Linked DNA regions of Homo sapiens: region 1 is linked to region 2. A link is an interaction called in ENCODE POLR2A ChIA-PET data of the cell type or tissue named here. Cell type or tissue: K562. All regions are shown on one strand.

What was found. Peaks named below come from ENCODE experiments on the same cell type or tissue, not always from the same donor. Only the 100,000 strongest peaks of a DNase experiment are listed, where the experiment ranks them.
Region 1: POLR2A ChIA-PET joins it to region 2 with 6 read pairs; 2 of 35 experiments call an interaction of 5 or more read pairs at or near these places.

What each region holds. Positions count from the first base shown.
Region 1 is chr3:10,184,197-10,189,196 of GRCh38, forward strand. The region is part of intron 2 of IRAK2 (interleukin 1 receptor associated kinase 2); the gene reads left to right. Among named protein-coding and RNA genes, the nearest start is that of IRAK2, 22 kb to the left of the region's middle. RefSeq lists enhancers at 1,150-1,650, 1,651-2,151. In K562, no CTCF peak of the experiment used is centred here; no DNase peak of the experiment used is centred here.
Region 2 is chr3:9,465,719-9,470,718 of GRCh38, forward strand. It overlaps SETD5 (SET domain containing 5), which reads left to right. Exons shown (of 23, transcript NM_001080517.3): 19 at 4,741-5,000. Among named protein-coding and RNA genes, the nearest start is that of SETD5, 71 kb to the left of the region's middle. In K562, no CTCF peak of the experiment used is centred here; DNase peaks (open chromatin) are centred at 2,943 and 4,663.

The DNA.
Region 1 (5,000 bases), 720 kb after region 2:
TTGGCCAAACCTGGTCACAGAACCACACCTGCTTGCAAGGGAGGCTGGGAAATGTAATCTTTGGTTGCAAGGTTTTATGTGCAACTAAAGCTTCTAGTACTCTAGAAAAGGAGGCAATCAGTATTGGAGGGACCATTAGCAGTTTCTGCCACGGTCCATTTTGGCCACCCAGATATCTGTATACACCTGTCTTGACCTGCATAAAACATCTGCTTTCCACAAGGGAGATAGGCCTGGGGGCCTAATCAGTCACTTCCTTTAGGGCAAATCTGGTATGTGTGGGTGATGTGTAGCCTTCTCTAATGGCCCCAGTGACCCAGGGCCTCTCAACCAAAGAGAAGCTGTCTGCATCCCCTTCCCCCAGCACACCCAAATTCCATGGTGGAATTTGAACAGGAAGCCACAATAAAAAACTCCTACTTGAGATGAGAAACACGAGGTAGTTACTTGTCTATAGCAGTCAACAAATCTGGCAGAGGAGCAATTGTAAAACTCCCTTCCCTGTTTTTTTGTGGAGTTTTTGTGTGTTTTTTTTTTTTTTTTTTTTTTTTGAGACGGAGCCTTGCTCTGTCGCCCAGGCTGGAGTGCAGTGGCGCGATCTCGGCTCACTGCAAGCTCCGCCTCCCAGGTTCACGCCATTCTCTTGCCTCAGCCTCCCGAGTAGCTGGGACTACAGGCGCCCGCCACCATGCCCGGCTATTTTTTTATTTTTTTTTATTTTTAGTAGAGACGGGGTTTCACCGTGTTAGCCAGGGTGATCTCCTGACCTCGTGATCCGCCCGCCTTGGCCTCCCAAAGTGCTGGGATTACAGGCGTGAGCCCCTGCGCCGGGCCAAAACTCCATTCCCAGGTAAAGGAGTAAGTTCTTTGCTTGGCCCATCTGGCAGCCCTTGGTTCTCAGTGATCTGTGATTCGCGAAGCATCCTAAGCATCAGTATCACCTGGGAACTTGTTAGAAACGCAAATTATTGGGCCCCACCTCATCTGCTGATTCGGAAACTCTAGTGGTGAGGCCCAGCAGTCTGGCTTAAGTTCCCCAGATGATTCTGATGCACCTTGAAGTTTAAGAACCACTGCTCGGCCCGGCGCGGTGGCTCATGCATGTAATCCCAGCACTTTGGGAGGCCCAGGCAGGCGGATCACCTGAGGTCGGGAGTTCGGGACCAGCCTGACCAACATGGAGAAACCCTGTCTCTACTAAAAACACAAAATTAGCCGGGCGTGGTGGTGCATGCCTGTAATCCCAGCTACTCAGGAAGGCTGAGGCAGGCGAATCGCTTGAACCTGGGAAGCAGAGATTGTGGTGAGCCAAGATCGCACCATTGTACTCCAGCCTGGGCAACAAGAGTGAAACTCCGTCTCAAAAAAAAAAAAAAAAAAAAAGAACCACTGCTCTGGCTGGGCGCGGTGGCTCACACCTGTAATCCCAACACTTTGTGAGGCTGAGGTGGGTGGATCACTTGAGGTCAGGAGTTCAAGACCAGCCTGGCCAACATGGTGAAACATCGTCTCTACTAAAAATACAAAAATTAGGCCAGGCGTGGTGGCTCAGGCCTGTGATCTCAGCTACTTGGGAGGCTGACGCAGGAGAATTGCTTGAACCTGGGAGGTGGAGGTTTGCAGTGAGCTGAGATTGTGCCACTGCACTCCATCCTGGGCGACAGACTACACTCCGTCTCAAAAATAAATAAAAATGGAAATACAAAAATTAGCCAGAGGTGGCGGTGGGCACGTGTAATCCCAGCTACTCGGGAGGCTGAGGCAAGAGAATCTCTTGAACCAGGAGGCAGAGATTGTTGGGAGGCAGAGATTGCAATGAGCCAAGATTGTGCCACTGCACTTCAGCCTGGGTGACAGAGCAAGACTCCGTCTCAACAACAACAACAACAACAACAAAACACTGCTCTGATACCTGGTCCTCCGTGATTTCTGGGAAGTGGAGCTTCCACGTTCATTATTCTCTGTGGCCTTATCTGAAACGGAACTGGAAAGAATGTGCTTTTATTTAGGGCTCCTTGGCTTTCACAAACCACCTCCTGCTGGTGTGGGTTTGGGGACTTGAGTGGAGCTGTAGGAGTCAAATAATCTCCAGCTTTTATCAGATTCAGCTGTGGTTTCTTTGGCAACACAGTTCTGTCAAAAAACTAGAAGCTTCTGCTCTCTTGGCTTCTAATCAGTTCTGCTGTGGTAATCACAGCCGAAGATCCAGCCTAGACACATCTTAATTCTCAGCCCTGAAGTGTTTGGTCTGTTATTTCCTGGCTTCTGCGCTTAGCCTCGCCTCCTCACCCCCCAATTTAATGTGCTTACCTGGAGCTTCCCTTGAAGCCACCTGAAACAGTAAGTTGGATGGGAAGGCAGGACTCTTAATTTGACTTTTGCCTTTGAGCTCTCTGTATTTGGCAGAGAACCTCTTCTGAGGGTCAGTAGTAGAACTCAGAAAGGTGGAGCAGAGATTAGATTATTAGAAAGGTTAGTACCACAGTCTTCCCTGCTGCTGAGGCAGACTCTTGAGATCCCCCAAGATGGGGATTCTTGTTGACTTGGATTGTTAGCTACAGGCTGGGTCTTTGTTTTCTTTCTTTCCTTTTTTTTTTTTTTTTTTTTTAAATAGAGACAGAATCTCGCTTTGTTGCCCAGGCTGGAATGCAGTGGGGCAGTGGTACAATCTTAGCTTACTGCTGTTTTGAACTCTTGTGCTCAAACAGTCCTCTTGCTTCAGCCTCCCAAGTAGCTAGGACTATAAGTGCAAACCACCATGCCCAGCTAACTTTTTTTTTTTTTTTCAGATTTTGGAATTTTTGCATTATATCCTTAGTGGCTGAGCATCCCTAATTCGAAAATCCAGTATCTGAAGTGCATTTCTTTTGAGTGTCATGTTGTTGCTCAAGAAGTTTTGGATGTTGGAGCATTTTGGATTTCAGGTTTTCAGATTAGGGTGACTCCAACTGTTATCACTATTTTCAGTCCCTCTATAGGTTGGCTTTGCAGTGTTAACAAATGTACTTACATTTCTTCCATAAGCTATAGGCAATGTCTCCCGATGCCCCATTTTGTAAAATGAAGCCCTTTTTATCCTCTCCTCTCCACTTTCACTTCCCATCTTCTGGCAAAGACTAGTTGAAAAATAGTCCTCTGTGAATGTTGTGACCTCTGAGCCTCCAGGAAAGAACTGGGTCTTGGATGAAGATTCACCCTCTGGGTCAGACAGGAAGGCGGAATACTGCCTTTGTGTCCTAATTGAAAGCTGCCTCATTGTCATGTGGAGAGTACTACATGCACAGGGCATCTGCAGTAGCAGATCATGGTCTAGAGTAGCATTTCCCACACCATGTGCCTCAGAAGACTGGTCCAGCAAGATACCCTGCTGCAAACAAAAGGGTTCATGAATAACTAAACTCGGGAAACCCCGCATACTTTATCACTGCCTCTGCCTTTGGAGATTTACAATGCATACCAACTGTGAAGGCTCTGATACGTCCTGCAGCAAAGAAACTTATTTAGGCTATTGTTTCCCATTCATATTTGACCATGGTACTCCTTTTCATTTGATACTGATATGCCCATGAGATCAATATACTTTGTGAGTCACTGCTCTGGGGAAATGGTGACCATGGTGAGGGTGCTGGGCATCTCAGGGAAGCCCCATGATGGAGAACCTAGGGGGTCAGAGGCAGTACTTGTATGTTCAGACCAGCATCCAGTGTGAGAAGAGTCTGTTTCTGGGGCTAGGGTCCGCCATCACCCTGGGGCTTAACGATGAGAGGCCTACTCCAGAGAGGGATTTTTCCAGATGACCAGGCTTAGGAGGGGACTGTGGGCCGGGCTCCAGACCTTATATACTGGCATCTTAGGGGCTTAAGAGCAGGAATTGAGGCAGAAGTGAGTATCCCAGCTGTGGCTCCCAGGCAAAGGAGAATCCACTATAATCAATGCTGAGCTCTAGAGCTGATTAAGTGCCACCAAAGGCTGGGTTAGGTGCTGAGCCTGTAGATGGTGGGGAGCAGATGGCTCTGGCTCTGAGGGTGGAGTCTGGAAACTGGGTGCACTGGCCTGTGAGGTGAAATTCTCCCTCTGCCCTGCCACAGGGATTTAGATATGCAGGAGCTGGACAAGAGAGTTAATAAGGAACTAAAAATACATTTTTTGTCTTTTTGAGATGGAGTCTCACGCTGTCACCTGGGCTGGAGTGCCATGGCTCGATCTCGGCTCACTGCAACCTCCGCCTCCCGGGTTCAAGCGATCCTTGTGCCTCAACCTCTGAGTAGCTGGGATTACAGGCATGCACTACCACGCCTGGCTAATTTTTGTAATTTTATTTATTTATTTATGTATTTATTTATTTTTGAAATGGAGTTTCGCTCTTGTTGCCCAGGCTGGAGTGCAATAGCGCAATCTCGGCTCACCACAACCTCTGCCTCCCGGGTTCAAGCGATTCTCCTGCCTGAGCCTCCCGAGTAGCTGGGATTACAGGCATGCGCCACCACGCCCGGCTTATTTTGTATTTTTAGTAGAGACAGGGTTTCTCCATGTTGGTCAGGCTGGTCTCAAACTCCCGACCTCAGGTGATCCCCCTGCCTTGGCCTCCCAAAGTGCTGGGATTACGGGTGTGAACCACTGTGCCTGGCCTAATTTTTGTATTTTTAGTAGAGACAGGGTTTTGCCGTGTTGGCCAGGCTGGTCTTGAATCCCTGACCTCAGTGATCCACCCGCCTTGGCCTCCCAAAATATTGGGATTATAGGCATGAGCCACTGCGCCTGGCCTAAAAATACATTTGCTGAGTGCCTACTGTGCGCTAGATGCTGGGGATGCAACCATGAAAACACAGCCAAGGTCTCAGGCCTCATGGAGCTTACAGTCCAGTGGGAGATGAATTATAAGAAGCTAACACACAGATGCATGTCACCCACTGCAGTATGAGTGCTCAAAGGATAAATGTAGGTCAGGTGGGGAGGGCAGGTAGGAGAGTGCAAGATGAGAGGATTTGATCTCATCAGGG
Region 2 (5,000 bases):
TCTGGGTGAGGGAAAAAACCTCCTGGTTACATATCAGTTATCTAGGGAAATTACTCTTTACCAGATTATTTATGAAATTCTTTCAGCCAGATAATAAAGCAGCTGATTCAGGCCTTTCTAACTTGACTTTGTCTACTTGCAATTGACTTTGCAGTTTGCACCTAGAGCTTTATAGTAAGGTATCATGAGAGGAATTCTCCCTGGAGGGCATAAGATTATAGGAATAGAGTGTCATACTTTATCAATACAGGTTTTATTATAAATGTGGAATTATGAAAATTAGAAGGAGGCCGGGCGCAGTGGCTCACACCTATAATCCCATCACTTTGGGAGGCTGAGGCAGGCGGATCACGAGGTCAGTAGATCAAGACCATCCTGGCTAACGTGGTGAAACCCCGTCTCTACTAAAAATACAAAATATTAGCCGGGCGTGGTAGTGGGCGCCTGTAGTCCCAGCTACTCGGGAGGCTGAGGCAGGAGAATGGCGTGAACCCGGGAGGCGGAGCTTGCAGTGAGCCGAGATCGCGCCATTGCACTCCAGCCTGGGCAACAGAGCAAGACTCCGTCTCAAAAAAAAAAAAAAAAAAAAAAGAAAATCAGAAGGTAAGTCACTTTGCAAAACAAGCGGGTTCAGTACTCAGTGTGTTCCTTATCCCTTGTAGCATTTGGGATAACTATTAAACACTGCAAATATAAAGTGGTTTTGGTTTTGTTTTGTTTTGTTTTTTTTAATTGGTGATCATTTTAATAATACAGTCCATGCATAATGTTAGAATACCAGGAGGGAAGGAAAATATTAAATAGTAAAAGGTCCAAGGCATGGTTTCACTTGCAATTTAAGGAAATTTTACCTTTCTCATCAATAATAGAACAGATTTCACCACCCTGACCCATTCTAATCACCATTTTAATGGCCATACTCTTTGCTGTATTCTAGTACAGAGAGGTGGGGAGCCTTTTTTGTAGCAAAGGCTGTGACACATTGTGAAATATCAAAAAGGTGTCACGTATAAAGACCAGCTTAGGCTGGGCATGGTGGCTCACACCTGTAATCACAGTGCTTTGGAAGGCTGAGGCAGGAGGATTGCTTGAGGCCAGGGGTTTGAGACCAGCCTGGGTAACATCGTGAGACCACATTTCTGCAAAAATAAAATACAAAACTTAGCCAGGTGTAGTGGCATATACCTGTAGTCCCAGCTACTTGGGAGGCTGAAGCAGGAAGATCACTTAAGACCAGGAGTTTAAGACTGCAGTGAGCCATTATTGTGCCACTACATGCCAGCCTGGGCAACAGTGAGATCCCATCTCTAAAAATAATTTAAAGACCAGCTTAGGCCAGGTACAGTGGCACACACCTGTAATCCCAGCTACTCGGGAGGCCAAGGCAAAGGAATTGCTTGAGCCTGGGAGGTTGCAGGGAGCCAAGACTGCGCCACTGCATTCCACATTCCAGCCTGGGCAACAGAGGGAGACTCTCTCTCAAAAAAAAAAAAAAAAAAAAAAAAACAACCTTACTAGATTAGTTTGGGGAAGGATATTTTTGAGAAGGAAAAAAGCATTCAGGAAAATGGTGAGAAGTCTTAAGTGCTAAGGGGAAGAAGGTAAGAAGATAAACAGTGGAAGAGAACAAGATCTTCAGGAGGGGAAAGCATCTAGAAAGAAGAGTGGAAGCAACATTGGGAGGACAAGCTTAGTTAGCCTCTCCTTTCTACCAGAATAACCCTCCCCTCCTATTCTTGCCCTGAGAGCCATACTCCACCCGCCATTTCACACATACGTGCACCTAGATGTACACCACCCACTGTCCATGCCAAGTAAAATTCACAGCCAAAACCCTGCTTTGCTGAAGCAGCCTCATTTCCCCTACCTCAGCATGTGCCTGCCACCTAGGCCACAGTTATTCAGAGTCTACATTAGGCACCCTCTCCTTACCTCAGCCCTAGCACCCCTGAGTCATTGTCACACTACCACCTTCACTCTCTTCACGTGTTCCCATTTACATCTTTCCATTAAGCACTCACTGCTCAGTCTCTGTTATGGGACTGCTGCCTCACCTGAAAGTCCCAAGGTAAAGTCCTACCCTCTGTAGGATACAGGGACCTAAGTATACACATACATGCTTTTTCTGCTCTGTTGCCAAAAGTACAATGGATTTTACAAAATAACATTAATAGGGGTGGCTCAGGTCTAATTAGATTATGCCAAGAACCAACTCTAGCCTGTGAGCTAGGGATTCCATCAATCACATTTCCTGTAACTGTCATTCAAGAGGAACTGGCCATCTCCCTAACCATGTCAGCCCCCAGCACACTAATGTCTCCCCCTGGATAGCACTGGGAGGGCCTGAGGCATATAAGAGAATAAAGAAATGTGACAAGCAGAAGAGGCATTGGATGAAGGAACAAGGTCCATGTAAGGAGGAATAAGGGGTAGGGTGCCCCTCAATAACAAATACTGTAGGTTGCTAAACTCTCATCTAAAATACAAAGACGTATAACACTAAAATTTCACCAGTCTAACTCTTTCCTTGTATGTGCTTGAGATGTTTACTTACAGCATGAAACATTATAACCAATTTATCCTTAAATGCTTTCAGAGATACCAGGAAGCATTTTAACAAGTCATTCTGTCCATTGAGATGAGTTCTGCAGTTAAATATTTCCCCTATGCATTCTTATTCAACTTCCCCGCCCCCGAAAAAAGTTATGGCTAACATCTATGCTTGCTTTTATTTTTTGTTTTGTTTTGCTTCTTGACTTCGAGTAGATGAATAATAACAAGATGCTTTTCCCTCCTCTAGAACATATCCTCCCCTGAGAGTTCCCCTGCGCATAGGCCCGAGTCCCTGTCACCCGAGGTAGTTATCACACCATCTCAATCACACTTGGAGGCTGAGAGTGAGTGTTCATGAATGTGTTCCTGAGTGTGTGGGGAGGGCTGGGGATCTGAGTCAGTGGGGTGATGGGCTGGAGGGCGGCCACTCAGTCACAGTAAGTTGAATGAGTCTTCCTGTGTGACTGTGACTACACAGGACTGTCAATGTAGATGGAGGAAAATGAAGGTAGGAGCGTGTGTGTTTGTGTGTGTGTGTGTTGTGTGTGTGTTTGGTGGGGTTGGTTTTTGCCGTTTGGGGGAGGGGGTGGCTGGAGTTCTATTAAAGAATAGAATCTAGAAGTCAAGATGCTGATATGTGGTAGGAGCCTTGTTAAAGAAAGGCTAATAAATCAGGAAAGTTGAGTCAAAAGTTGTAAGAGCTGTTTTTTGAGTTGGGTGGTGACTTATGCCTTGTTCTAGGGTTAATCTAACAGCTCTGTAAACCAGATGTTTTGACCTTTGGTTGATAGATTGAGCAGCTTCTTCAGGAAGGGAAAGTCATTCTGTCTTTCAGCTTTCCTACATTTTCTCTGCAGCTCCTTACTGGGTGCACAAGGAAACCAAGTGAGTCCCTGGCTTTCTGTCACAGGCCACCATTCTGCAATGGTTAGGATATGGTTGCTATACAAGTGTTATCTCTTTAGGATATCAGTAGAGTGGTTTTCTCACAAACCCTACTGCTGTGGATATGTCAAACTCAGATTTTAGTGCTAGAGTTTCTATTATAAGCTTTCAGATTTAGTAACATTAACTCTGAATCTATTAATACATGGGACCTTTTTTCTCTTGAAGAGAAAGTTAGAGTCTCTCAGAAATAGTCAACTGAACTTTAACCCTATCCCCTTCCAATAAAAAATTAGGGCATAATTCAGTGACAGTCTACTAAGTTCTGAATCAGTAGTAGTTCACAGGTTAATATGAAACTGAAAAAGGTTTTATTCCACTAGTATATTAGAGATTTTCTTGGTGTTTTGACTCTAGCTTGTTAGGAAAGTAAAGCTCTCTCTCCTCAGTTGTTAAAGATTCTAAGATAACGTAATTTGAAGACTGATATGGTATGGTATCTGGTTTTCTGGTACCATTCTTTGTCGGTTAGCTGTAGTTGACCTAGTGTTGGAAGTTTGGAGGTTATGATAACCAAATAGTAGGTGGGGTTTATTTTTGGTACATTTCAGCATTTCAGAATCTGCAGTGATGAGCATTAGTGGTCTTGTGGTATGTTGACGTACATTAGAGGATAAAGAAGAATTGAGTGGCCAGAAAGTTGTATGAGAAACACAGCTTCTTTAACAGTGAAAGTGAGTGAAGAACTGGTTGGTTGATGTCTTTAATGCCATCCTCCTTTACTGAACCAGTAACTTAAGTACTTGCCTTTCCGTCTACCTTCTCCTTCCTCCACCTTTTTCCCTTCCCCCCACCTTCCATCAATATTAATTTAGAAATTGATAACCCCGGAAGCCAGTTATCTTAAGACACCAGTCTCATCTTTGTTTTGTGCATGGGGCTAAGGTAAATTCCTAATTATACCACTTGTCCCTTAGTGTAGTACAAGGTGACTCAGCAACCTGATGAAAGGCTAAGCAGGCAAAATAGTCACATTTAGCCAATTACCTAATTCTAACTTTCCCAGTATTTCCCATCCAGAAAGACTTGAAAGCAATTTTGGAAAGGCCAGGATTCTTTAGTACTCTGGCCCATGTACACTGTTGCTACGTGGGACTTTTACAGAATATAATGGCTTTATCTGCTCTACTTCCGTCCCTCTTATCTTTCCCTGTTCACCTGTGTCCCTCTCCCCTCCTTTCTGCCCTTTGACTTTTTCCTTTCTCCCCTACCCCATGTCTCCGTTGATTTTTATTCTTTCAGCTTTGTCACCGAAAAGACCTGGATTTGGCAAAAGTAGGATACCTTGACTCCAACACTAACAGCTGTGCTGATAGACCTTCCCTACTCAACTCAGGTCATTCTGACCTGGCTCCTCATCCCTCCCTCGGACCCACTTCTGAGACTGGTTTCCCAAGCAGAAGTGGAGATGGACATCAGACCCTCGTGAGAAACTCAGACCAGGCATTTCGGACAGAGTTCAACTTGATGTATGCCTACTCCCCTTTGAATGCTATGCCTCG